Regions from separate parts of the Homo sapiens genome. Here regions 1, 3, 4 and 5 are each linked to region 2. Evidence: chromatin loops called from intact Hi-C (ENCODE). Cell type or tissue: heart left ventricle. All regions are shown on one strand.

The links. Hi-C counts contacts between places; a loop is a spot of excess contacts. Peaks named below come from ENCODE experiments on the same cell type or tissue, not always from the same donor. Only the 100,000 strongest peaks of a DNase experiment are listed, where the experiment ranks them.
Region 1: it touches region 2 in a loop (4-fold over the local background); 31 of 110 quality-filtered maps call a loop at or near these places.
Region 3: it touches region 2 in a loop (2.3-fold over the local background); 21 of 110 quality-filtered maps call a loop at or near these places.
Region 4: a loop joins it to region 2, with 2.2 times the contacts of the local background. A loop is called at or near these places in 16 of 110 quality-filtered maps.
Region 5: a loop joins it to region 2, with 2.0 times the contacts of the local background. A loop is called at or near these places in 31 of 110 quality-filtered maps.

The regions. Positions count from the first base shown.
Region 1 is chr2:98,503,051-98,508,050 of GRCh38, forward strand. All of the region lies in intron 1 of INPP4A (inositol polyphosphate-4-phosphatase type I A), which reads left to right. Among named protein-coding and RNA genes, the nearest start is that of INPP4A, 61 kb to the left of the region's middle. RefSeq lists an enhancer at 4,752-4,811. In heart left ventricle, no CTCF peak of the experiment used is centred here; a DNase peak (open chromatin) is centred at 2,651; H3K27ac peaks cover 1,474 bases.
Region 2 is chr2:98,442,224-98,447,223 of GRCh38, forward strand. INPP4A (inositol polyphosphate-4-phosphatase type I A) reads left to right here and starts at 2,635. Exons shown (of 25, transcript NM_001134225.2): 1 at 2,635-2,862. RefSeq lists a silencer at 2,465-3,104. In heart left ventricle, no CTCF peak of the experiment used is centred here; DNase peaks (open chromatin) are centred at 2,628 and 3,063; H3K4me3 peaks cover 2,368 bases; H3K27ac peaks cover 1,581 bases.
Region 3 is chr2:98,599,242-98,604,241 of GRCh38, forward strand. It overlaps COA5 (cytochrome c oxidase assembly factor 5), which reads right to left. Exons shown (of 3, transcript NM_001008215.3): 2 at 4,867-4,950; 3 at 73-1,552. The coding sequence ends at 1,511. Among named protein-coding and RNA genes, the nearest start is that of COA5, 6.8 kb to the right of the region's middle. RefSeq lists an enhancer at 2,243-2,412. In heart left ventricle, a CTCF peak has its summit at 2,504 (motif pointing left); no DNase peak of the experiment used is centred here.
Region 4 is chr2:98,560,672-98,565,671 of GRCh38, forward strand. INPP4A (inositol polyphosphate-4-phosphatase type I A) reads left to right here. Exons shown (of 25, transcript NM_001134225.2): 18 at 2,794-2,966; 19 at 3,969-4,092; 20 at 4,969-5,000. Among named protein-coding and RNA genes, the nearest start is that of COA5, 45 kb to the right of the region's middle. In heart left ventricle, CTCF peaks have their summits at 2,298 and 2,501; DNase peaks (open chromatin) are centred at 1,819 and 3,996; H3K27ac peaks cover 3,268 bases.
Region 5 is chr2:98,516,075-98,521,074 of GRCh38, forward strand. INPP4A (inositol polyphosphate-4-phosphatase type I A) reads left to right here. Exons shown (of 25, transcript NM_001134225.2): 2 at 2,890-2,951; 3 at 3,872-4,080; 4 at 4,613-4,657. The coding sequence starts at 3,975. Among named protein-coding and RNA genes, the nearest start is that of INPP4A, 74 kb to the left of the region's middle. RefSeq lists enhancers at 3,549-4,049, 4,050-4,550. In heart left ventricle, a CTCF peak has its summit at 2,197; a DNase peak (open chromatin) is centred at 2,207.

The DNA of each region.
Region 1 (5,000 bases), 61 kb after region 2:
GTGTTGGTCGTGAATGTTGCCTGTTCATGTGGTGGTGGGTGCCATCTTGACCCAGCTTTGCCAGGTCTGAGCAGGGGTCTGTCTTTGCTGGTGAGAAGGGATGCTCATTGCAATTCTTGTGGGCAGGTTCCTCCCTGGTTTGCCCCAAGTGAGAAAGAGATTTGTCTTCAAAAGCCCAGTAGGAGAGTCCAAGAGAGTACCAGGACTTTTGAGATTGGTTTGAACAATTGAGATCCTAGGGAGTTCTTCACTGCCTGCAAGCTAAAACCCAGCTCTGTGGTCTGGTGTTAAAGGATCTCCAGAATTGACCTCGTCCTGGCTCTCCAGCCCCATTCTCTGTCCTTGATACACAAGACTTTCCTGTTTCCTGAGTGAGTGCTTGTTGCTGGATGCACCTGTGCCTGTTCCTTTTGAAGTCAGATCAACTCGCACCTCATCTGGATCATCTTTTGCCAGATTTCAAGCTTCTTCCTTGCCTCTGTAGCAGCATGGGGCATGCATCTCATTTTGTCTTGGAGTTGTGTTATCTGAATGTTTTACTCCATCATTAAACTGTTGGATTCTTGCAGGCAGAGATCACTTCTGATTCACTTGTGTGTTCACTGTAAGTGCCTAGCTCAGTACTTGTTGAACAGATGAATGGACAGTTCCAGATTACAGACTCCTTTGGACACTCTCATCAGAAGGCATTTCAGGTCATCAAACCAGGCTTGCGTGACAGGATGACAGAGACTCCTTCTCCTGCAGGCAGGGCTCCTGTCTTCTGCCCTGGTCCCTTCCCTATTAGCCTGATCTTTGCTGCTGGTTGAGAAGAGGTGCCACATGAGAAGAAGGCAGATGTTGCTGTTGAGCATGAAGGTGCTGCGTGTCAGTTGGCACTTGTCCCTACATGGTTGAACTTACTCAACCACAGCTCTGGTGGGTAGCTACAGAGCACTGCCCAAGGAAGGGCATGGGCCTCAGAGGCACAGCTTATTGCACTCTTTTAAAAACTGCATTTCTTTTTGAGGTTTCATTATTCCAGCCACTGTCAGCTTTGCAATAAAGAGCTGTGGTCAGTTCACTGTGGAAGAGGCCCATGGAGGACTGCCAGTGGGGGTCCTCCCTCACCAAACACGGAACGCTGAACAACCAGCAACACAGCCGAGTAGCTGAAGCCATAGAACCCTCTCTCCAGGAAGGTCCTATATAAACATCAGGACTGCTTGCTGCCCTTTTGATTTGTTTTAATGAGAATAGGGAAGACTGAAGTCCTTTTGTGTCTCTGCTAAGTGTTCACCCCAACACTGAATGTTTCAAACAGGATTCCATTTTCACAGCTAAAATAAACAGGTTATACACCACTTTGCCAGAGATCTACATGTAGTAAAGTTGCTGAATGTGTGACCACTTTGTGTTTCCATGGGACCTAGAGGACCAAGATGTCTCTCCCTGATTTCAGTTTGTTGTTGAGGAAGCTAGAAACAGCATTGTAACGTTGGTGCTGCCACTTGGAGGCCTTGGGCAGGTCATCCCCAGTCTCCTGGCTTACTGCCTGGTTTCTAAAATAGCATTGTCTTCCCGGCATTTCATTGATCTGTGATGGTTGCTTCACATTTATAGCCCTTTATGGAATTTTGTTGCTACTCAGAAAATTTTTTATTTTCTCGTGAAGCCAATTTTGACACTTGCGAATTAGAAGGCAGGCTTTCCTAGTGCTTAGAAAAATAAACAGAGCCTGCCTGACTCCACTTGTCTGAAGCACGTTATTATTAACTTTCAACTTATTATCAGTTCTGCTCTTAACGTGGCGCTGTAGAAGGAAATGATGTGTGTGGTGTTAATCTTCAGTGCCTCTTCAGGCCCACGTGCCATCCTGCTGAAGGTGCAGGACTGGCAATGGCAAGGGGGATCTACAGCTTTGGCTGGCCTTGACATTCTGCATCATGTGATTGAGCAAGCCTGAGACCATCTTACCAGATTCACTCTAGGCTCTCTGTCTTTTCTTTGTTTTCCCAAAGCTCTGTTAGCATGGACTTTTGAAAGTTGCCTGAATATTAAAGTACTATACTAATAACTTGCTTTCTAGTAAACAAAACCAAAAGTTGGCTTAATGGTTGCTCACTGACCTGGCATAAACTAGAACACAAAGCTTCCCATTTAGAAAAGGTTCAGGCAGCCTCCTGCTGGGATCTGCCCAACCCCTCTAGGAGGTGGCATGGATGCCCACCTCTTCTTCCAAGGGTGCACTTTGCCTTTAGGTTTGGGGAAAAGTACTGGGCGAGCCTTTGGGACTGTTGTGTCTCATGAGTGGGCTGACCTTGGTGGAGGCTTGCGTTTCCCATGTGGGGCCTGACTTTTTATGTGTCCAGCCAGAGTGATGAGCTCGTTCACTTTCCCTGCAGTGCTTCCTTGTTGAACCTGAAAGAGAGGACGTGGGAGCTTTTGTAGGAGAGAGAGGACACATGCTTTATTCTTGAACTGTGAGGTGTATGTCACCAGAGAGAATTGGAGACAGCGGTGACTGTTTCTCAAAACAGCTTGCACACTCTTCCCTTACCAAATTAGGATTGAGTAAAACCTGTTGGTAATAGTAAATAGAAGGAAGTTACAAATAAAACACAGTAGTCATAAAAGCAGAGCAGAGGAGCCCTGCTCACAGAGCCAGCCGTCACCACAGACGCCTGGGCTTGAGTTGTGTCTTGCTGATTCAGCAGGAGGGTGCATTTCCCCTTCCACTTTCCTGTTGAAATATATTATTTCTGTACAATATTTATAGAATCCCTGTCTCCACCATTAGAAATACAGAATATTCTTGCTTTTTCACTTTGCTATTAGTTGATATTGTTGGCTAGGTTTTGTCTGTTTATCCTGTTCACAAATTTTTGTTTTTTAAACTTTATTTTTTAACTATTTTTGACAGAAACAATAACAATATTTCTTCGAGGGGTTTAATTTCAGCTTAATTTAAGAAAAGAAAATCAAACATGAATGATACAAAAAAGAATCTGCTCTCATCCTAAAGTTCTGCCTTTTGCTTCTCTAGGAAGCCCTGTTTCCTGACTAGAATTTAGTGTTGCTTGATGGGAAAAGCTGGAGATGGAGTCAGAGACTGAGTAACCACAGGAGATGCTTATGAAGACATGGGTGGGGACAGGGCGGGACATAATGAGGAACTCTACAACTGAAAAAGATGATGCCTTTTATTAGCATTTGGTAGTAGTCGAATTAATGTGCTCTGCACTCTCTTCTGCATATCGGAAAGAGCACTGGACTAGTAAGGCCTGCCTTTAGGTCCTACTTCTGCTGCTGCTGCTGACCTTGAGGGAGCCCCTCTACCATTGTGAGCCTGGCTCCCAGGCATCAAACTAGAATAGCTGTCTCTCCCAGCCCAGCGGTGTGGTGTGAGGACCAGGCGAGTCAAAACATGTGGGCAGCATTTGCAAGCTGTGTTGTTGTTGCTCACACTTATATTTCTTCCCCCTTGAGATTTTTTACCTACAGAGACCTCTAGACAAGGTGTTTCCTCCCATGGAGACCAGATGAGGCAGGTGAGCGGGCAGAAGGCACCTTGGCCTGAGAAGTTCTTGGTCTCCTCCTCTCTTGACCCTCTTCTGTGGATTGGAAACATTGTGAGAAACTACGTCCCTTGCTTGCATTGGCAGCAGACACTGTTGAAGTCCTGGGAGAACACGATGCTGTGAACAGACCGAGGGGAGGAATGGTGGCTGCTCCTCACAAGAGGAAGGGGTCCTGGGCACATTTGGACTTTGCCTCCTGGAGTGGCCCACAATGCGGGCACTCCCCTGTGGCAGGGAGGGGGAGTCAAGGAAAGGAACTCAGCATTTTCAGGGCTGCATTTTCACACAGCAAGCCCTAAAGCTGCGTTTGTTTCCTGAAACAATCTTGATTTCATTCAGAGGAGGAAAACGACATTTTGGAGAGTCTGCGGTCTGGGGTGCTTTGATCCTCGTTCACAGTCCAGGGAGGTGTAGCCACATCCCCCTCCTCTGCCCTGCTTGGCAACTCACTTTTTTGTGGAATGGTGGCCGCTGGCCACTGCTGTTTTGACCAAATAGCTGGGTGGACCCTGAAGGGGCCATTCTGGCCATTTCTGGCCTCAGGCTGGGTGACGGTAGAGGATGTAGTGTCAAGGTTATGCGTGACTGATCCTTTCTGTAAAACAGCCCATCCCATCCCTCACATTAAAGGAATATAAACCCGAGTTCATTTGTGTTGGGGTTTGCTTGTGTTAATTTATAGATCACTTTTTTTCTAATTGTTTAAATGTTCTAAACAAAAGAGTTTATGACTAATTATGTGTTTATGTTGTGTGTCTGATACAATGTAAAGCCATCTAGTTAACATGAGAGTTATTTGACCATTCTGTTTAAAGTTTAAGAAACACGTGCTGTAGGGAAATCTCCATTTGGTTACTGAAAGTTGTGATGGATTGAAGGGGTGGTGGTGCTCCACTGCTTTGTGGGAGCTTTCTCCCACCCAAGCTCATGGGTAGTGTTGAAGCCCCCATGCTACAACGTGACCCCCACCCCCAGCCTGGGGGGCCTGGCTCAAGCTGGAGAGAACTGGGAGAGCACCCATGCAGGCGGCCTCTGGTGGCTGGAGCTGGAGAGTTTCAAGTTGGGGGCTGTCTCAGCTCCCACCATGTGGACTGGCTCATTTGCAGAGTGGGAGGATGATGGACATGGGTAAGCAGAGGGGAAGGGCCACATTTGCTGCCAGCCTTGGAGTCAATGGGCCAGCTCAGCCATGTTCCTGCTGAGGTGTTTAGCTCAGCCCAGACTCCTGAGACAAATACGCCTTTCTGCCTAAGCTCACCCCCCTGCACAGCGTCCTGGCTGCTCTATATAGTGTCTTAGCCAGGCTAGCAGGAGTTCCCATGACTGTCCTTACCATGATGGCATCGTCACTGCATCCCCTGGGTTGAGGGGGTGGGTGGTGAGGGCATGGGGTGAATGCAAAACACTGTACGGCAAGGCAAAGGACATTGCTGTGGCTGG
Region 2 (5,000 bases):
ACTGGTTAGGGACCCCATGTTGAGAACTTCTGAAGGACTGAGATACTTTACCACCAGCATACTTAGCTATCACATCGTGATGCTTAGGGAAGATATAGCATGATATTGTAAACCAAAAGGTGTCTGAGACAGATCTGTCAATTTAGAGGTTTATTTTGCCAAGGTTGAGGATGCAACTGGGAAAATGAGGCACAAACTACAGTAGGATCAGTAGGATCTGTGGCCTATGCTTTTTCCCAAGAGGGTTTTGGGGACTTCAATACTTAAAGAGGAAAAAGTGGGCAGGAGGGGAAAGAAGAACAGTGAATTATGCATTTTTACATAAGGTAAGTAAACAGAGAGTAGAGGAAGAGGTCAAATATGCATTTGTCTTGGGGTGGGTGGAAGGATGATTCCTCCGCTTGTCTTTGTCCCATTCCTGTGACGATAAGCTGTTAATTTACATTGTCAGGGTGAGGGAGGCCACCTGGGGAGATATGTGGCCTTCTATCTTGCAGCTATCTCTTTAGGAACAAAAGGAAGGCAGTTTTTTTTGCATGATTCAGTTCCCAAGCTTAGCTTTTCCCTTTGGAGTAGTGAGTTTGGGGGTCCCGAGATTTTATTTTCCTTTTACAGTATTAACTAACACATGGCTCCCTTTTCTCTTGATAATTTTCATTCTACGGTGGAATTAGGGCCTCATTCTTTGCCACACTGAAAATGTGATTGATCTTTGAAGATTATCCAGAATTACATAACAGTCAAGTGACAGATGTTATTGGAAGCTGATCCTCATTCAGTGTTACTGTACTAAATGAATGAATACTGAAATTAGACTGATATCTATTTTTAAATCTTTATAAATTTAATTTTTTTTTCTTTTTTAAAAGTTAGTGTTTAACAACTTTCTTAGCTTGATTATGACTGCCAGGCGTGGTGGCTCACGCCTGTAATTCCAGCACCTTGGGAGGCCGAGGCGGGTGGATCACCTGAGGTCAGGAGTTCAAGACCAGCCTGACCAACATGGAGAAACCCTGTCTCTACTAAAAATACAAATTTAGCCAGGGTGGTGGCACATGCCTGTAATCCCAGCTACTTGGGAGGCTGAGGCAGGAGAATTGCTTGAACCTGGGAGGCAGAGGTTGCGGTGAGCCGAGATCGCGCCATTGCATTCCAGCCTAGGCAAAAAGAGCGAAACTCCATCCCAAAAATAAATAAATAAACAGCATGGCCATAAAATTTATTGTTTGAACAGGAATACATTTGAGAGTGAAAGAGGGCCCTATTAATAATTTTGCTGCAAAAAGATGTAAACTGGGGCTGTTCCAAGCAAACTAATTGGTCACAGTAATTAAAAAAAATGCAAAAATATTTTTGCATTTCTACAAATTTGATTTTCTTGGCTTTAACTTTGTACTGTGGAGTCAAGGTTCTGTCAATATTTCTTTCCATTTAGCTGGAGAAATAATAAGAGGGAACTGTTTTATTACTAAGTTACTTTTCAGAAGAGAAATAAAATAAAAAGTAAAGAAATAAAAATTTAAAACTAGGACATTTTCTTTTTCTTTTTTCTTTTCTTTTCTTTTCTTTTTTTTTTTTTTTTTTTTAGAGATACAGGGTGTTGCTCTGTCTCCCAGGCTGACACTGCAGCCTCAAATTCCTCTGCTCAATCGATGCTCCTGCCTCAGGCTCCCCAAAAAACTCGTTTTATATTTGTTTATTTTTATTCCAGACTATTGTCTGTATTTTGGTGACATGAGGAGGATCAGACATAATTCTAAATGAGTTCAGAGAATTCTTAATTTCCATTCCTAACTGGTTAATCTCTTTTGTTTTTGAAGCAAATTATATGTTTAAATGCTCTGCCTGAGAAGTATTCTGGTTTATTGAATTAAAATCATTTTAAGAATTTTTTTTTCGGATAAAATGTGAAGACTCAAAGATAAGGATACATTCAGTCCAGTATTTGCCCTTGCTCAAGGAGAAATGCTGTTTTAAAGTCAAAGTGAAAATTTTCTTCCAAAACTTCTGATTATTGTTTTTGTCTATGGAAAAATAGAAACTTGGGGCAAAGTGTAAGGACTGATGCTGTTGCAAGTCTGTTAGTGCACACTTATGCACACAGGCCAGAACAGGTCCGGAAGGACATACACTTAGAGGTTAGCAATTTTCTTTTTTTTGCAAGTCTGTATTTTCAAAGAATTAAGATTTTAATTTTTTGCTTGTCTGGTTGGAATGTTCAGTTTCCTAAACATCTCCTGGGGAGTGAGTACGTCTGCACTTCAGGAAGTGCTCTTGTCCGGAGGGCAAAAGGTTGGGGGCGCATCCCCGGGTCGCGGCTCCTCCAGGAAACTTTCCCTTGGGGATCCGTCAGGGCCTCAGATGCCTCAGTGGATGACAGGGTGAAGATGCCATCGCTCAGTCAAGTCCAGAAGTTCAAGAACTCCTTGCAGGTGAAGCAGTCACAGGATAGGGTGGGATCTTGTGGGAACCTAGCAGTAGGAATTGGCGCGAGCAGCTCGGTCACCGGCCCTACTGTCTCAGAGGGCGGACCCAGCTCGGGCTGGTAGTGGGGCGGGGGTCGCAGGGCGCGGGCCGGGCCCTCAGCGCGCATGCGCGACAAGGGGGCGGGGCCAGGGCGGGGCTGCGCCCGGCGTCTAGAGCGGCGGCGGCTGGCTAGGGCTGCGGCGCGCGTGGAGGGTTCGCTGCTGGTTTGCCGCCGGGTCGGGCTCCGTGGGCCGGGGCAGGAGGACCAGCACCTGAGGCCGGGCCCGCAGCCCGCGACTTCACAGCCAGGCGGCGGCGCTGCTGCTGCTGCGGGGCTCTGGCGCGCAGCCCGGCGGGACAGCGGGGCGGCTGGCGCCGGGGGCCGGGGAGCGCCAGGTAGGTGGGCCGGGCCGGGCAGGAGGCGACGCGGCCGCCGCGGGGGCCGGGGCCGGGGACGGACAGCGGGCGCGGGGGCGCGTCCAGGTCCCCGCTGGGGCGGATGTGGACGGCGCCCGCGGTTTTCATGGAAATTGCACTGCCTAACGGTGCCAGTGGTCCACCTGCGGTGGCGTCTTTTGAGAACAATCCGAGCCCGGCCGACCCCCAGCCCCGTGAAGACGCGGCCGCCCCAGCAGGGAGCCGGGTGCCGAGCGGGCGCGTGGCCGCGGGACGCAGACGCGGTGCCTGCCCGATGCGGCTCCAGGGCTGGGTCTACGGGCTCCTGAAGCTGGAGGCCTTGCCGTGTTTGGGGTGGAAACATAACCGGGTGAAAGTAAACATGCATCTCCGTGTGGGAAATCTGGTCTCCATCCTCGAAACTCTTCCATTTTCTGCCTGCCTTTAGACCCCGACAACATTTCTAGCATCTTTGCTTTCTATATTTTATTTCTCTCTGGCTTTGCTAGTCAATTAATTGAGGCCTGAGAAATGTGCAGGGATCTGTGGCTGTCTCTTGAAAAGCCAGCCAGGAATGGGTAGGCCCCAGAAGACAGACGTTCAAAATGTCAGAGGTAAATTTGTGTCTTTGTGGGCGAAGGAAGGGAATGTTGATGGTCTCGCTTCCCTTCCCCTGTCGCCTGCCCTCTGACATTACATAATGATGGGTTCTTCCTGCCCCGAGTTCATCCGTAATGACAGACCATGAAAATGTTCCTCTGGGTAAGAAAGACCTATATGTGGTAGAGCCCATCTTCTCTTTTGCTTTGCCACTGAATGTGTCTTGTGTTGGGAACCTGCCTAAGAGTGGAATTTGATTTGTCGCCTGCCCCTCAGGGCATTTAAACCAAGGGAATGGGGGTGGGGTGGCGATTTGGGTGTTGCAGAGAAATTCTGACTGGTCCATCTGTTCACAGTGGGTTGTGTGGACCATGGGGAAGCCAGTGGGGTTGAGGACAGAGTGGGTTGACTTCGGTGTGAATCATGGTTCTGCCGCTTGCTGACTCTGGTTCTTATCTCTAAAAGGTGAGAGCAGAGCCTTTTTTGCTGAGTTTGTTTTGGAATCTAGCTGCTGTTGGCGTTGGCCAGTGCACGTAGAATTGCTTGCTATAGGTTGTCCTAGAATTGAGCCTAATTTTTCTTTGGTTGAAAAACACACTTTCTTTAACGGAAATTTTGTTTTTGGATCTAGGCTAGGGCATTTGTTTTGGGGGTTCTTTGCTGAAGTGTCGACTGCTAATGTACTGTTTTCTTTGAAGAAAGATGAATGATGGGGCCCATGTAAGAAGGGCAGTGTGGTTGGTCTGTTGCAGGAGTGGTGCCAGGAGGCCGTGATGCTGTCTGTCCCAGGGGTGGCGTTGCATGTGAACGGGCCTCTCGGTGCCTCATTCCCTGTGATGTCTAGTAAACACGCCTGTGAAGCCAGAGCTGCTTGGTAGAGTTTGGCTTGAAGAAAAGGCTTAAAGAAATGGATGTGGACAAATTCAAAGAGAAAGAAACATTGTGTTTCTACTGAGCTCCTTATAGAATTAGTCTGCTTACCTGGCCACCTTACTCATCATGTAGCTACTTTTTTCATTTAGATTATTCTGTCTCAGGGTGTTTAATCTGCTTGGGTAAGTCTTGTTTCCCAACTAGATTCAGAACCAAGGGCAGATATTATAGTGCCTCCCTGTTTTCAAAACTGGATATTTTGTAGTATTGCTGTTAAACTGAATATTAGCGTTTTTTAAAAAAAAATCACTTTAAGGAAGGATGAAATAAAATAATACACGAGAGCTATTTGTAAACTGTAGAGCACTAGAAAAATGGGATGTGTATGACAGAGAACTATCAGCCCTGCAAGTCCCTTTAACCAGCTGCCTGCCTAAGAGGGAGCGTTCTCAGCCAACATCTCTTCAAATGCACACGGGAATGGACCTGAAGGCGGTGTGGGACCGACTGCCCCACTGATCCCCAGCCCAGGGCTTAACATCTCAAGAGTTCAGTGAGGCAGAGTGGAGGGGGAGGCTTTCCACCAAGACTGTTTCATCCTGTTTTCGTTTTTAAATGAAAAGCTCCTTTTCAGTTTAGTATTCCAGAAAAGTTGCCACAACATC
Region 3 (5,000 bases), 160 kb after region 2:
GCAAATGTTCTGGAATTAGTGGTGATGGTTGCACAACTCTGTAGATATAATAAAAAACACTGAATTGGTAAGTTTCAGTGTGAATTTTACGGTATGTGTATTTCTCCAAATAAAGCTCAATAAAGCTATTACTCAACAAAGATGACAGGGCTTTATAATATACATTTTAGAGTTGTTTACTTTTATTAATAAAAAGTTAGATCACTTATATATATATACATTGAAAAAAACTATTATTGTCCCTTTCCTGGTGAAAAGGAGTATACACAACAGACCTTTGTGATATTCTGCAACAATGACCCATATTGCTGTGGAATTCTCACTTTTTAGTAGAACCTTTAAAAACTCAAGTGAGCTGTACAACGCCCCGATTGCTTTAACTCCAGTGAACCACGGAGGTATAAAGACGCTAGAGTTCTTTGTAATTCTTCAGTGCCAAAAATAATAAAGTTGGAAACTTGGATTCCTGTTTGACTCTACTGTATTAAGTGATCAGAATAAAATTACTGTAAGGCTAATCTTCAACCACTTCATGGTTTTCATTCTTGCTTTCTATAGTGAACATCTGTTGTTTCCACTTGCTCTAAACCCCTTTCCTTTTGGGATTCAGCCCACTACTCATCCATGTGATTCTGACAGGAGTTAGCAATGACAGTGCAGATAGATAGCCCAGGCCTGGCCAAGATCACAGGCCCCCATCCCCTCTTCCACAGGGACTGGTCCAATGCAAGGGCAGGTGATCCTGGGAAGACCAGAGTCCTTTTATAGATTTGATTTGTGGACCCTGAAAAAGGAAGTTCTCTCTCTCCCTTTTGAATCATGGATAATAAGGATGTGGACTTGGAGCTGACACTGGCCCATTATGTAGAGCGGGCCAGACTGAAAATGTAACCAGGAAACAAAAACAGTCCGAAGATGATGGTAAAGAGCCTGGGCAACACAATCTGGGGCCTAGCATCAGCTATGCCTGTGGACGCTATTAAAGTGCTGAGGTTATTACTTCAGTGAATCAGAGCACAAATGAAGTATTTCTTCTCTAAGGAATCAAACACAATTCATTTTAGAACTAGACAGGAAAAGACTGAACTAAAGAAAAAGTTTTATCCTAAACTTTCCCAACAGACACCTTCTGGATAGGCTGCATGTTATCGACTGTGTCAGTCAAATCAGTGGCCTGTACTAATTGGGTAATTCAATTGAAGAGTCAAGTTTGCAAATAACAGTCTTTCCATTTTCTGTGCTTTAGAACAATTCTCAAAACACATTTATTATGCTCCCAACCCATACCTGTTCAATTAGGTTTTTCTTCTAAAAATAACTTGGATCAAGAGAATCATTTACTTTATACATATTCGAAAACAACTCATCCACTTTCTTCAGTGTTCCACGGAGGGGAAATCTGGTCCAACCAAACAGATGTAGTAAAAAGTATGTTTCCTGTTTTGGCTTCTTTGTGTTAATGACCAGGGAAAATATTTGTTGTTTTCCATGTTGGCTTCAACATAATGCATCAATATCCTTTTCTTCCTCTGAATCTTGCCCTGTTATCCAACTGAAAATAAATATACAATTAAATCAAATTTGGTACAATGTAATTAATTAAACACCCCTTACTTTGGTAAGGGTATCACCGCATGAGAGAAATAAACCAGTTATTAGCAAAATCAAAAAGGTGATGACATCAGAACTACCAAGAAAAACCACAGTAACAAAGATGGCATTGGCAGGGCACAGTGGCTCATGCCTGTAATCCCAGCACTTTGGGATGATGAGGTGGGCGGATCACAAGGTCAAGAGTTTGAGAGCAGCCTGGCCAACGTGGTGAAACCCCATCTCTACTAAAAAACACAAAAATTAGCTGGGTGTGGTGGCATGCATCTGTAATCCCAGCTACTCAGGAGGCTGAGGCGGGAGAATTGCTCGAACCTGGGAGGTGGAGGTTGCAGTGAGCCAAGATCGCACCACTGCACTCCAGCCTGGGCAATAAATAAATAAATAAATAAATAAATAAATAAGAAAGATGGCATTAAAAATAGAAGTTCCGCTTAAGGGCAATCAAGAATCCAAATTACATTTAACTGTTTATTTGGACTATACTCAATATACATTCTTCTTCTAAAAAACTTAACTTTCTAGGTTTAGGTTAATATTCAAATATATTTGAAATCTTTAAATTGCAACTGATGAGCCCTGAAAAATGTTAAGTAACACATTACTTTGGGATTAAAAATCCTTCAGGTGAATTACCACCTCACAAACTGGCAGCACGTTCTTTGACTGAAGCCTCACAGTGCAGTCATTTCTTAAGGGTAGTAGGTAGAGCAGAGGGTTCTCAAGTCAGTTTGTAAGGCAAACTTGCATAGTCAATGTCACTCCCCAAAAATTCTATATTGGGGGTCCCTAACCTCCAGGCCATAGACCTGTACCAGTCCATGGCCTGGCAGGAAGCAGGCCACACAGGTGGTCAGCAGCAGGAGAGGGAGTGTTAGGGCCTGAGCTCCACCTCCTGTCAGATCAGGGGCATTACATTCAGATCAGCAGCATTAGAGTCTCAGGAGCATGAACCCTACTGTGAACTGCACATTCAAGGGATCTAGGTGGTACGTTCCTTATGAGAATCTAATGCCTGATGACCTGAAGTGGAACAGTTTCATCCCAAAACCATCCCCTGCCCCCTTCCCCGTCCGTGGAAAGATTGTCTTCTTCCATGGAATTGGTCCCTGGTGCCAAAAATGTTGCAGACCACTATTCTATAGGAAGGAATTATTTTAGAGACAGACCCTGCCAGTTAGTCCAACAAAGTGTGGACAGACAGCCATTTATTCACTGAGCACTAGGTAAAGTAGCTAAAGCCATACTTTTAAAAAAAAATTTTAAAACACAGGAATCAGGATGGTGAACTGCTCATACTATGAGAGAACAGCAGATTCAAACTTCCCATCTCACCTTCAATAAGATGCACACTCACTTTAATAGCATACAAAATTACCCACACAATTTAAATGTTTATATTTCTGGGTTTTTTGCCAAGCATGTATAACAAGTTGCATTAACAGCGATATGACTCTACTCATTTTGGAGGACTAACAGTAAAACATGGTCTTGGAGAAAGATTATAAAAAGGTCCCTAAGCTGGTCGGGTGTTAATGGCTCATGCCTGTAATCCCAGCACTCTGGGAGGGAGAGGTGGGTGGATCAGGAGTTTGAGACCAGCCTGGCCAACATGGCGAAACCCCATCTCTACTAAAAATATAAAACTTAGCTGGGCATGGTGGCAGCTGCCTGTAGTCCCAGCTACTCGGGAGGCTGAAGCACGAGAATCACTTGAACCCAGGACGCAGAGGTTGCAGCGAGCCAAGATCACACTACTGCACTCCAGCCCGGGCAACAGAGCGAGACTCCATCTCAAAAAAAAAAAAAAAAAGGGTCCCTAAGGTGCTCTTCTCAGTGTCAAAGTATATGTGAAACTCTGCCTTGTACTGATATTTAGAAATGGTAAGATCATTTTACTTTTTATGTAAGATTGTTAAAAATTTCTGCTGAAAGTAGATAAATTGTAAAAATAAAAAAAAATCTGACTTCGTTCTTTGGAGATCGAAGACTGAGCTTTAGGTAGAGAATTTCAGAGGGTTTACTGCACACGCTTTGAAATTCTTGACAAAGTTAAAGGTTTGCATTTTACATGGGTAACAAATCTATGTGAGAGAAGGCAAGAAAATCCTCCTCTATTCACACTGAATGACAGGAAAAGATGTCACTTAAGAAAGTAAACAGAGCAGGGCCAAATTTAATCTAACTTTACACCCTCCCTGGATCTGATTAGCTGGCAAACATGCTCCAAGTTCTTTGTTTACAACCACTTGCAGGTCGTAAGTATCAGTACCCTCCATTTCTTTTGTTAACAAAAAGGAAGGGATTTGCAGTGTAGTTCCTAAGCAAACAAAAGCATGCTCAAGGCCAGGTGTGGTGGCTCACTCCTGTAATCCCAGCACTTTGGGAAGCCGAGGCAGGCAGATCACCTGAGGTCAGGAGTTCAAGACCAGCCTGGCCAACATGGTGAAATCCCATCTCTACTAAAAAAATACAAAAATTAGCTGGGCACAGTGGCAGGCGCCTGTAATCCCAGCTACTCAGGAGGCTGAGGCAGGAGAATCTCTTGAACCCAGGAGGCAGAGGTTGCAGTGATCTGAGATTGCGCCACTGCACTCCAGCCTGGTGACAAAGTGAGACTCCGTCTCAAACAAAAAACAAAAAACAAAAAAAAAACATCCTCAAGTCCAAGTGCTTTCTTCCTTTAATGGGATGCTCATATTTTTGGTTTTATACATTTCTCCAAGAAAAGGGTCTCAGTTTCCATTCCAAAGATCTCCATACATCTTCCAAATCAAAGAATGTTAGAATGAACCCCAGAGATTTGTAATCTCTTTTTAGGCCCTATTTCTACAATCCATCCCTCCAAAATTCAAACACAGATACTGACATTTTCTCTTAGTCACATAAGGCACAAATGTATACACCTTGGAGCTCCACATTATATGTTTGTATACAATTGCCAACTGATCTGAACTCGAGTGGCCAACATCAACTTTTACCCGTATATACCTGCCGAGACTTCATTCTCACACTTTCAGAAATGCATGAAGTTCAGCAGCTGTAGTTAGCACGGTGACAGAAGAACATAACAATGAGCTGTGGGTTTTTATGAACGCTACCTAACGTTAACTCACTGGAGGAAGAAATATTATCTATGTAATTTTTTCCAAACCATATCACTGCAACTTACCTATAACTATTAAGTCATTCATATATTTAACCTCCCTATAGCTAATTTTTAGCATAGGCTTTTAAAAATCTTTAACCACTTACCACTGATCTTTTACACTCAAAAAATGCGTACTTCAAAGAGTTGCAGTATCCTTCCTTCAAACACTGCCGAGGTGATTTTCCTTCCTATGACAGACACATAAAACAATATAAACACCTTGGAAATTTTCTCACAA
Region 4 (5,000 bases), 120 kb after region 2:
GGCCCATGCCTCAGCTGACCTCCACGGCAGGCCAGTGCCTTCGGACTGAGCTGGCTGTCGCCTGAGCCTCAGTGGTGCCCAAGCCTGGGGCCATACCCAGCAGTTAGGGCCAAGAGAGGGCTGGTGGCATGTGCATCTGCCCCCACAGAAGCTCAGGGGGTCTTCTCAGTTCTGGGCTCCTGAGGGTTGCAGAACTAATGGGAAGTCTCATGGGTCCCCGGGCAGCACACAGACAATGCCTGGCCTGTAGAGCCCTCCTTGTTGTGTGTCAGCTGGGACATTTCCAGAAGCACTGATGGCTTTTTCACAGTTGATGCTGATGGACTAAAATGGTCCTTGCAAGGAGTTCTTTTGGCTTTTCCTGGAGAACTGCATTTAATCTGGGCTAAAATATACACACTTACAAAGGCACACACACTCTCCCTTTCTCCCTCCCCTACTGATGAGGGGAAAATGCAGAAGCAAAGTACGGATTTGAAAGTGCTCTTCAAAGTTATCTAAATTAGTATGGCCCATGAATTCACTACCGGTCTGCGAACATTACGGGTTAGGAACTAGATAAGGAGTTTTCTACAAAAACGTGGGTCAGCGACGTCACTCAGGACATTGTTTCACTGAGCTGATTTTTTCTCATAACAAGGCTTTGTCAGTGAAGGAGGCAGAGTATAAACCCTTCACCGATTCCAGTGACCCAGGTGCCTTTACTTCACTAGATCCTGCGTGGAAATCATGTTACTGCCCAAGAAACTCACTTTGGTTGAACTTTTAAAAAATTGTTCCAGGCATGTCTGAGTCCTTCTCTGGGCAGATAACGACACTCACCTTCTACCAAGTTCCATATCTCCTCTTTTCCAGGACAAACATCTTAGTGCTTTTTAGCCATTCTTCCTATACTACAATTTTTTTTCATTTTTTTCCTAATGTAGCGAAGCAATCGTTCTCATAGGAATTTAGTTTAAAGAGATATAGGCAAAGTGAAAAAGTTGTATGGAGAGAGCTTGTTTAGTCAAGTAAGACCAGTTGTATATTTTGATCATTTTCAGATTAAAATAATCATGATTTTCATGATATGCATGACAGCTAGAAGAGCAAAGTAAAATTGGCAACATTTGCTTTAAGAGCATGTACTTCTTAGAGAAGGATAGTCTTAAAGACTGCCTGCCTTTCCCCAAACCGTTTGGCGAGAAAAACTTGTTTGCCTTTGGCATTTTTAATAGGCACTTCATATAATTGGCATACATTCAACAGAATTCTTCAAAGAAACAAAAACATGGTCTCTGAGAACTTTAGTGGAGGAAAGAGACTCGGACATTATCTAGTGCCTCTCTCTCATTTTATAAAAAAGGACCCACATGGCTGAGGGGTCGAGGGCCTTGCCTGTGGTCACCTCTGCTCAGCAGTGGCCGGGGCCGGGCCTCCACATTTTCCACCTCTCAGTTCAGTGTCCTTCGTCACCATGATTCATTTGCTAAGACCTGTCTGCTGTGGACTTGCTAAATTTAAGCCTGCTTTTTCCATTACAGATACAAATCCTGTCCACAAACAGTTAGCGTGCCTGCATGTACAATTAGGCCACCTCCAACTTTTGAGCTGCTACATATACTTAAACATTTGCATTAACCAAACACTGAGTGTAGGGAATTCTTTTATATGTTTCAGTATTTCTTTAGGTTGGTTTCTCAGTGAAGTGCTAACCATCCAGCTTGAGAGAACAGGGCCAAGCCGCCCTTCTCTCGGTCTCTGAGATTCTGTTTATCTAAGACAGAGTTTATCCTCTGGCAGCCGCACAGCTCCCACAGCCCATGGCCTTCCCTGAGTGCCGTGCCGGGACATGGCCTGGCGCATTCTGTGGCTCGAACCCTCACCCTAAGGGGCATGTACTGCCTGGGCTTCACTCCATGACTTCTCACCATGTTTGGTGTGGTGGATTCACCAAGTGGTGATGGTCACATGCCTATTTCTGGTCTTAATCACCTGTTACAAATATAACCTTAATGAGAGCCTGTCTTCTCTTTTAAATGTCTTCTAAATAGGAAGGAAAAAAAGAGTCAAAACCCAAAATATCTTTCACCCTGTTTTTCTCCCTTGAGGTTCTATTTTTAAAAAGTTGTTTTGGTATAGGGTCAAAGTTTCCCTATATTCCTAAAAGAAAACTAAGCTAGAAATAGTACTGGGGAAGGAAGGTGGGGGTGGGGAAGGAAGTGAGTGCAAGGTGGGGCCGTTCTGAGGGCTGAAAACTTGGGAGCTGTGGGGAATAGTCCTCCTCCAGGTGTGCAGGGGTAAGAATTGAACACAGTTGCACACAAGGCTTGGCAAGGGCAGAGGAGTCTCTGACTTGACTTTATACCCAGGTCAAGAGAAGGGAGATCACAGAGAACCTTTCTGGGTGTCCTTCCTCTCCGGGTGGAGGTGCTACAGGGCTGTGGAAGGAGATGGGCCTCTGGGGACAGAGCATTTTCTGGCCTCGTCATGACTTGCAGAAGCTTCTTTGTTGTTTTCCTCCGAAGGCATTGTCTTGAGTATTTCTGTTTAGGGTCCCCAACAGGTTCAGGAGACCAGGCATGTCTTGGAGGTACCGGAGTAGAACTGGTGTTTGAGGTTGCTGGAAAGAGCTGGGGCTAGAGGGCTAGAGGGCTAGAGACTGGGTTGGTTCCAGACAGAGCTGGAAGATGAGGTGGAGATGGGGGAGTGGGAGGACTGCAGTGGTTAGGGGCCAGGTGACTTGTTAAATTGCCAGAACCTAATTCTTAAAATCTCTCTCTCATTGTGATGACCCCTTCGCTTGTGCCCCAGGTGAATGGAGTGAGGCCCTTTACCCGCTGCTGACCACTCTCACCGACTGCGTGGCCATGATGAGTGACAAGGCCAAGAAGGCCATGGTATTCCTGCTCATGCAGGACAGCGCGCCCACCATAGCCACCTACCTGAGCCTGCAGTACCGCCGTGACGTGGTCTTCTGCCAGACGGTAGGCCCCGGGAGCACCCCGAGGGAGACCACGGGCACCTCTCAGCTCAGAAAAGACAGGCTTAGGAAGCCCTTCCCTCTCACTTCACTTGTAAAAGACCCCAGATGGCCATATTTCCTCCTGGTGGTGCTTTAAAGGTTATTTAATAGAGAGGTCTACATTTCAACACAGTCAGGAGAACTACCTTGGCAGCCCATGCTTGCTTCTCCCAAGGAACTGGCACCTGCAGAGTCTGCCGATTCTGCACCCAGGAGATAGTGAGGGCATGCATGGGTGGCACAGGCTTCTTTGCTGCGTTTTTTTTTTTTTTTTTTTTTACTGCACAGAGGTTGAGTGAGGGCAACACAGGTATTTGCTGTCAGTGCAAACATTGCTCGTATAACAGTAGGTGCCTTAGCTCTGCAGCTTGTTGCAGGACTCTCTTATTGTTGAGAGAAGTGAAGCCTTGAAATGAATGTAACAAGTTTAATAGTTGCCAGTAATCAAATTAGTAAAGTGAACAGTGATTTGGGGTTGGGCTGGTTCTCTACAGGTTCCCTCACCCATCCTGGAGAGTCCTGTTTCATCCCATAGAAAATCTCCCACTGGGGAAACTTTGAGTGACCATGTTGTCTCTCACTTCTGTTTTTTGCTGGGGCTAACTCAGTTTCCAGCCAGGGGTGGCATGGCTCTATGAGTAGATAGACCCTTTCACTGTGAGTAATTAATAATGGGCTTCCAGAAGTTCCAGCCTAGGAATAAAGCCAGGTATAGGTCAGGTCAGAAGCTGGGCCAAAAACCAAACCCACTTGGTGAGCGACAGGAATAGCAAGCCCACTGTTGGGCGTCTTCCCATGGCCAGGGCATGCCCCACCTGGGCTTCTCAAGGGATGGGAGGTGCCACTGAAGCCCCTTTGAGCAGTGGCAGCAGAGGAAGGGGGCGGTGGGGGGCTGGGCATGATCTGACTGCCATTTGGTGAGCAGGCACCTGACCCTGAACCTCTTCACCCCACGCTCCCACAGCTGACCGCCCTCATCTGCGGCTTCATCATTAAGCTGAGGAACTGCCTGCATGACGACGGCTTCCTGCGCCAGCTCTACACCATCGGGCTGCTGGCCCAGTTCGAGAGCCTGCTGAGCACCTACGGTGAGGCGCCCGGGCCAGGATCGGGAGCCCCACTTGCGTGTGTGGTTTCCATCCTTTCTTGCTAGGCACTTTTCTCACTATACCAGTAATGCGTGCTTATTGAAATAAATCCAAAATATATAACAGCAGACCAGATGGCAGACCTGGCAGTTACACACGCACACGCCTTGGTTTGTTGTTGTTGCTGGTTGAGGATGGATGCTAATTACTTAACCAGTAACTTCCTGTTGGACTTTGGGTTGTTCCTGAAACACCAGTGCAGCAGTGACATCTGTGCATGAGGCACTTGTGGGCCTGTTTCTGCAGCTACTGAATGACTGGAAGGAGAGTTGCTGGGTCAGAGGGTAGGAATATTTTTAAATTTAATAGATATTTCCAAATTGCCCTCTAAAAAGGCTCTCTTCTTCCTACCCTTGTTTATTATTTATTTATTCTGAGAAGGTGATAGAAAGCATTTGTTAATCATTGGAAATTGAGGACATCGAATAGATATCAAGCCCTGTGTAATGGGAGGGTCTGGCCACAGCAAAGCTGCTTTAGCATCTCTCATTTCGTGTTTCAAGAGCTGGCTTTGCTTTCTGAGTTTATGTATTTGTTTCCCTCCCTACTATCTGGTGCTTGCCCAAGAAATAGTGGGAAGGGATGGCGCGTGTTTCCACCAGATGCATGTTTTGATGTGGCTGTGGGATTTCAGAGGCATTGTTGACTCACAGAGGAGTGAGTTGCAGGGGAAGAGGCTCAGAGACTCCCCCTCCACCAGAGCCACACCTGCACCCCTCCTGTCACAGCCAGGCCTGGGCTTGGCTGCCTTCTGCTGAGACTGGGGAGAGTAGCAGGGCCCTCTGCCTGACAGCCCTGCCCCTCTCTCATGTCCAGGGGAGGAGCTGGCAATGCTGGAGGACATGAGC
Region 5 (5,000 bases), 74 kb after region 2:
TTAAGTGCAGTTTTTCCTCCTAATGAACTCTGGTCTTCAAATGGAGCTGGGAGGAAAAACAAGGACCTTGGGAATATACGAATCCTTGGTGAATTACCTTATATTAATGAGACCAAGAAGAGAAATCGAGTTCAGCTGTGCAAATTAGCTTTGCGTTCTGGGCCTTGATGACTTAAATTGCAGATTCTAATTAAATGTCCCCAAATAACTATGAAGTGCTTCTAAGGTCTTTTTGACCTAAAAGTTTCCGTGACCTGTGAACTCTCTCAAGTGTAAAATTAGTCTGTAGATGTACCCCTTTAAGCATTTCTATCTCCAGAAACCTCATGATGCCTAGGATATAAACCACCCTCCTAAGGGCAGAGCAGGCTGGTGGAGTGGGCAGGGACCCTGCAGGGAGAGGTGGAAAGGGGTAGGCATGGGTGAGTTTCGGAGCTTCCCCAGGGCTGGCAGGATGTTGGGGTACAGATGTGTCCCTCTGTTAGGTGGCCTGTCTCCACTGTCATAAGTGAAGGGGGTGACCGACACCTTCACTAACAGGCTGAGCAGGGCAGCAAGGCAGGCAATGGAATGCTTTAGACACACTGGGAAAAGGTTCAAAAGGGAAGAGCCTCTTCTTCAAGCTGAAGTCATGCCTGGGGTGCTGCCCTGCCTCTGGCCAGCATGGGGTGCAAATCTTCAGTGACACAAGAGTATGGCTGTTAGAGAAGGAGGAAGACAGTTCCCCATGATCACACCCCCAGCATGGCTGTCATCTTGATGCAGCCGCCTGCTGGCTGTCCCCTCTGTACAGTACCTCTTTAAATGGCTGCAAACAGAGCAAAGGTGGGCTATTTCTTTAAAAACACATGATGCAGAACTCACGTAAGTTTTTTTTTTAATGCTATGTTGTCTTGTATACACTTTGTATTGGGGTATAAAAATCACCTGTGTACAGCTCAGTGAATTTCACACAGTAAAGTCTGTGTGTAACCCGCACCCAGATCATTTCCAGAGCCCCGGAAGCCCTCTCACCCTCCCCAGTCAGTACCCACCCCTTCAGGATACCACTCTCCATACTCTGGATGCCACAGATTCGTTTGGCCTGTGCTTGAACTTCGTATGAATGGATTTGCCTAGAATGGTCTTAACTTTTCCCCTTGACGTTGTTTCTGAGACTCATCCCATTGTTTCATCTGTTCTACTGTTGACGAACATTTAGGTTGTCTCAGGTATCTTGCTACTGTGAATGTTGCTGTTCTAAACCTTCTCTACAGGCTTTTGGTGAGCATAAGTGTGCGTTTCTGTTAGCAGCTCCCCCTCTGAGTTGTATGCCAGGTCACAGGGTAGGTGCATGTTCAACTTAAGTAGAGACGGCCAGTTTTCCAGCGCGGGTGACTATTTACGCTCTACCAGTAGTATCACTTCCAGTTACTCCACGTCCTCATCAACACTTGGTACTGTTGGTCTTTTGTCATTTTTGCTATTCCAGTGCTTGTGCAGAGGTATCTCATGGGTTCAGTTTGCATTTCCCTGATGACTAATGGGGTTGAAGAACTTCTCCTGTGTCTGTTGGCTTTATTATGATCATTTTGATAGCCAGATAATAGTGTGTCTTATGGATGTTCCAGAACATTCTTTTCTTACCTATAGCTGGGCATTTGGATTGCTTTATTATTATAAGTAATGCTGCAATAAGCATTTTTACCCAGTAGTCTTTTCCATGTTCTATACTATTGGCAAGAGTTTTGTTATCATTTACAAATTTTGATAATTAATGCCAGATGGCTTTCTGAATGTTTGAACTACTCTAAGATGGAGTAACAATATAGGAGAGTCCTAGACAGCTTCCCCCAGGTCCTCCAGCAATGTGTATTCTCATTGAAGAACAAACAAAACTCTTTTGGAGGACGAATTTAGGTGAAGGAAAGCATATTTAGCATTGCGTTACTTAATGAGTTTGGTCACTTTTTCAAAATGTTTACCATGTGTGTTCCTCATTTATAAATTCCTACCTTTTGCCACTTGCATTTTGGTGAGTTTTTTGTTAATGTGTACAACCATTACTGTAAAAAGCAGATATTAGTACTGTAAGCACTTTCCTGTTTTACCAGTCACATTGCACATTGCTTCACTTGTGTGCCTTTTGACGTTAACCAGCAAATCTTCCCCTTGGTGATTTTTATTGTGGCTCCCCCACCAGGCCACTGCCGTGTCTGCAGAGATGCCCAGACTGAAGGTCCCTGGGCACCCCTAGTGGGAGGGATAGGAGCATAGCCTGTGAGAGAAACTGAGTCAGCCCTGGGCTAAGCACTCTGCTCTTGCGGTCATCTGATTCCCCGACCCTGGTGCTTTGAGAGGGATGGCTCATGAGCTGAGCCCTGCCCTGTGGCCTGCCAAACAGCCCCTGTGGTGCTGGGACTGAGTGGGGCCTGGGGGCCCAGCAGCAGCAGCATTGTGGGAACTCAGTGGAGTTTGCAGAGCCCTCTCCTGTTCACGCACATTTGGTTTTCATTGCAGCCCCATGAGATGGGTGCAGCCCATCCATCCTGAAGGGCAGGGCCTTAAGAGGGCCCTGCAGCTTCTCCCAGGGCCTACAGTTTGTGAGTGGGGAAACTGGTCTCACATTCTCATCCCCCTAAACCACACCCAGCTGCTCACCTGGCTCTTTAGGACAGGCCCAGACTCCCCCAGCAGATCAGCCCTGCAGGGGAGAGGAATATGTGCTTTCTCTTTCTCATTTATTTTGGGTTTGAGCAAAACTTGTATTTTTGAGCCAGAAGGTTGGATTGGGGTGTGGAGCTCAAACAAACATGGAGTAGCTCTTGGCCTCCACGTTTCTAGGCATTGCAGTCTCTCAGAAACTTCATGTTTGACCAGCTTGTTAAGTTTTCGCTTTCTTATTTTTAGATGATGGATTTGGACATGCTTCTATGAAGAAATGCCACATGGTCCGAGAGCAAACATGTCCAGTAAGTTGTTTGGTGAATTAACCCAAGGACAGGAGCCCAGGTCCTTCAGGCACAGGGTGTGGACACCCTTTGAGAAGATCAGGGCTGTCTCTGGAAATATGAAGACCTCTGAGAGAGTGTTTTAAACTAGGCTTATTGCTCAGTCTAATTATCTTAACTTGTAAAGGTTGGTTCTTTCTAGAGACAGCAGGAGTTGTAGCATATAGGGTTGGAAAAACCTGAAACACCTTCTCGCTGCTTAATCTAGTTCTGAGAGCAGAGTGTGAGCTCTGGAGCTCTGAGCCATGTGAAGCGTGTGACTCAGCCTGTGGCAGTGTTTTACCCAGAGCCCTCCCTTTCCATAGCACAGCACCCTCCACTTCGCTTAGGCCCAGATTACATGCTTTGCGGGAAGGAAAGCCTGAGACCCAGACACACGTGAAGTTTATGCAGCTCTGGGAAGAAAGCCAGCAGGTTAGAGTTGTGAGCTTTGTCTCACTAGTGTTTTGCCACCTGTATGTAGCCCGTGGACAGCAGACTCTTCTGCAGCTCTTACCCTTCTCACAGAGGTTGTGGTGAATTGATTTAAATATTTAAAGGTTCTAAGAGACTTGCCAACAGAAGAGCATAATAAAGAGAACAAGAAAATCTCGAAAGCCATATTTTATAATTATATGAAAACCATCATTCACTGTGGCATATCTCTGCTGAAGAGGACAGGACATCCTCAAGGGATCCCATGGACACCCTGTGTTGGGGAGTGGGGAGGAAGAAGTGACCAGAAGGGGCAGGGAGCAGTGGACAGTCCACCCCGGTTCCTCACATGCTGGGGAACCCTGTCACTGTACCTCGCCCCCGGTAGGTCACGTTCTTTCTAAATGAGAGCATGATTTCTCTCCATCACCGTCCCCATGGTTTCTTACAAGTGCTCCTTTTCTCAGGGCTACTGCCACTTTAGTGGACTAGGGCTCGGTGCCAGCACTTCCCGGGTAATCAGGCGTGGTCTGACCGAGGATCAAGAAGCACATCATCACCAATGACATCATGACAGCAAGAGAGCACAGCCCTCGCCATGGTGCCAGGGCCCGTGCAATGCAGCGGGCTTCCACCATCGACGTGGCGGCCGACATGCTGGGCCTCTCTCTGGCAGGTGAGCCTCACAGGGCCTGCACCGGGCTCCAGGTATGAGCTCACAGCACCTGGGCTCCACACTGCAGCAGTGCTGGCAGGTACCCAATGATTCCCCATGACTACCCTAGACTACAGGGTACCCTGGTTTGGCATCCTTCTGGTTGAACCAGGAAATAGGGAAGGGGGATGTCAGCCCTCTTCCTGTGAACCGCTTCTGCTGGAGCCTGACTACATTAGTTTTCCAGTTTGGTGGCAGGGGCACCACCAGGGTAGTGTGGGAATGTCCAAGTGTTTTGCTGGCCCATGCCCAGGCCATGGTAAAAGCCCTCCCTGTTGTGGATGTGTAGATCTGAGGAGGAGCAGGGGTTTGGTTGTGGGGTCAGGGACTTCTTAGCAATCTCAAAAACAAAATATTTTTAAAATAAAGAAATTGTCTTGCATGGCAGTTTTTGTTGTTGTTGGGGGGAAGTAGAGGGTCATTTGTGCATTTAATCTGAAAACAGAGAAAAGTTTATTAAGGATGATTTTTCTGTCATTTCTTTTCTATTCAGGAAATATACAAGACCCAGATGAGCCCATTTTAGAATTTAGCTTAGGTAGGTATCTTTCATTATTTTTTTGTTTTAAAAAATATTTTACTTAAAAATGAAAACAAAAACACTACCACCAGTGCATGGGCTTGTCTCAGAGAGCTTGCTGCTGCTGCCACCACTGCTGCAGCGTTTCTGAGAAGACGGAGCCCTCACAGTTGTGAACTTCTGTGGATGGGAAGGCACCTTGGAGCCTCCGTGCCCACAGGCTCCTGTCTCCTCAGCATGGGGCCCGCCCCCTTGGGGGTATGCTCTCCACAGGTGGCTGGGGACAGGGAGGTGAGCCCACCTAGAGCTGCCAACAGAGACCCTCCCCACCCCCACCCCAATGGGGGAAAGGGAAGGAGGG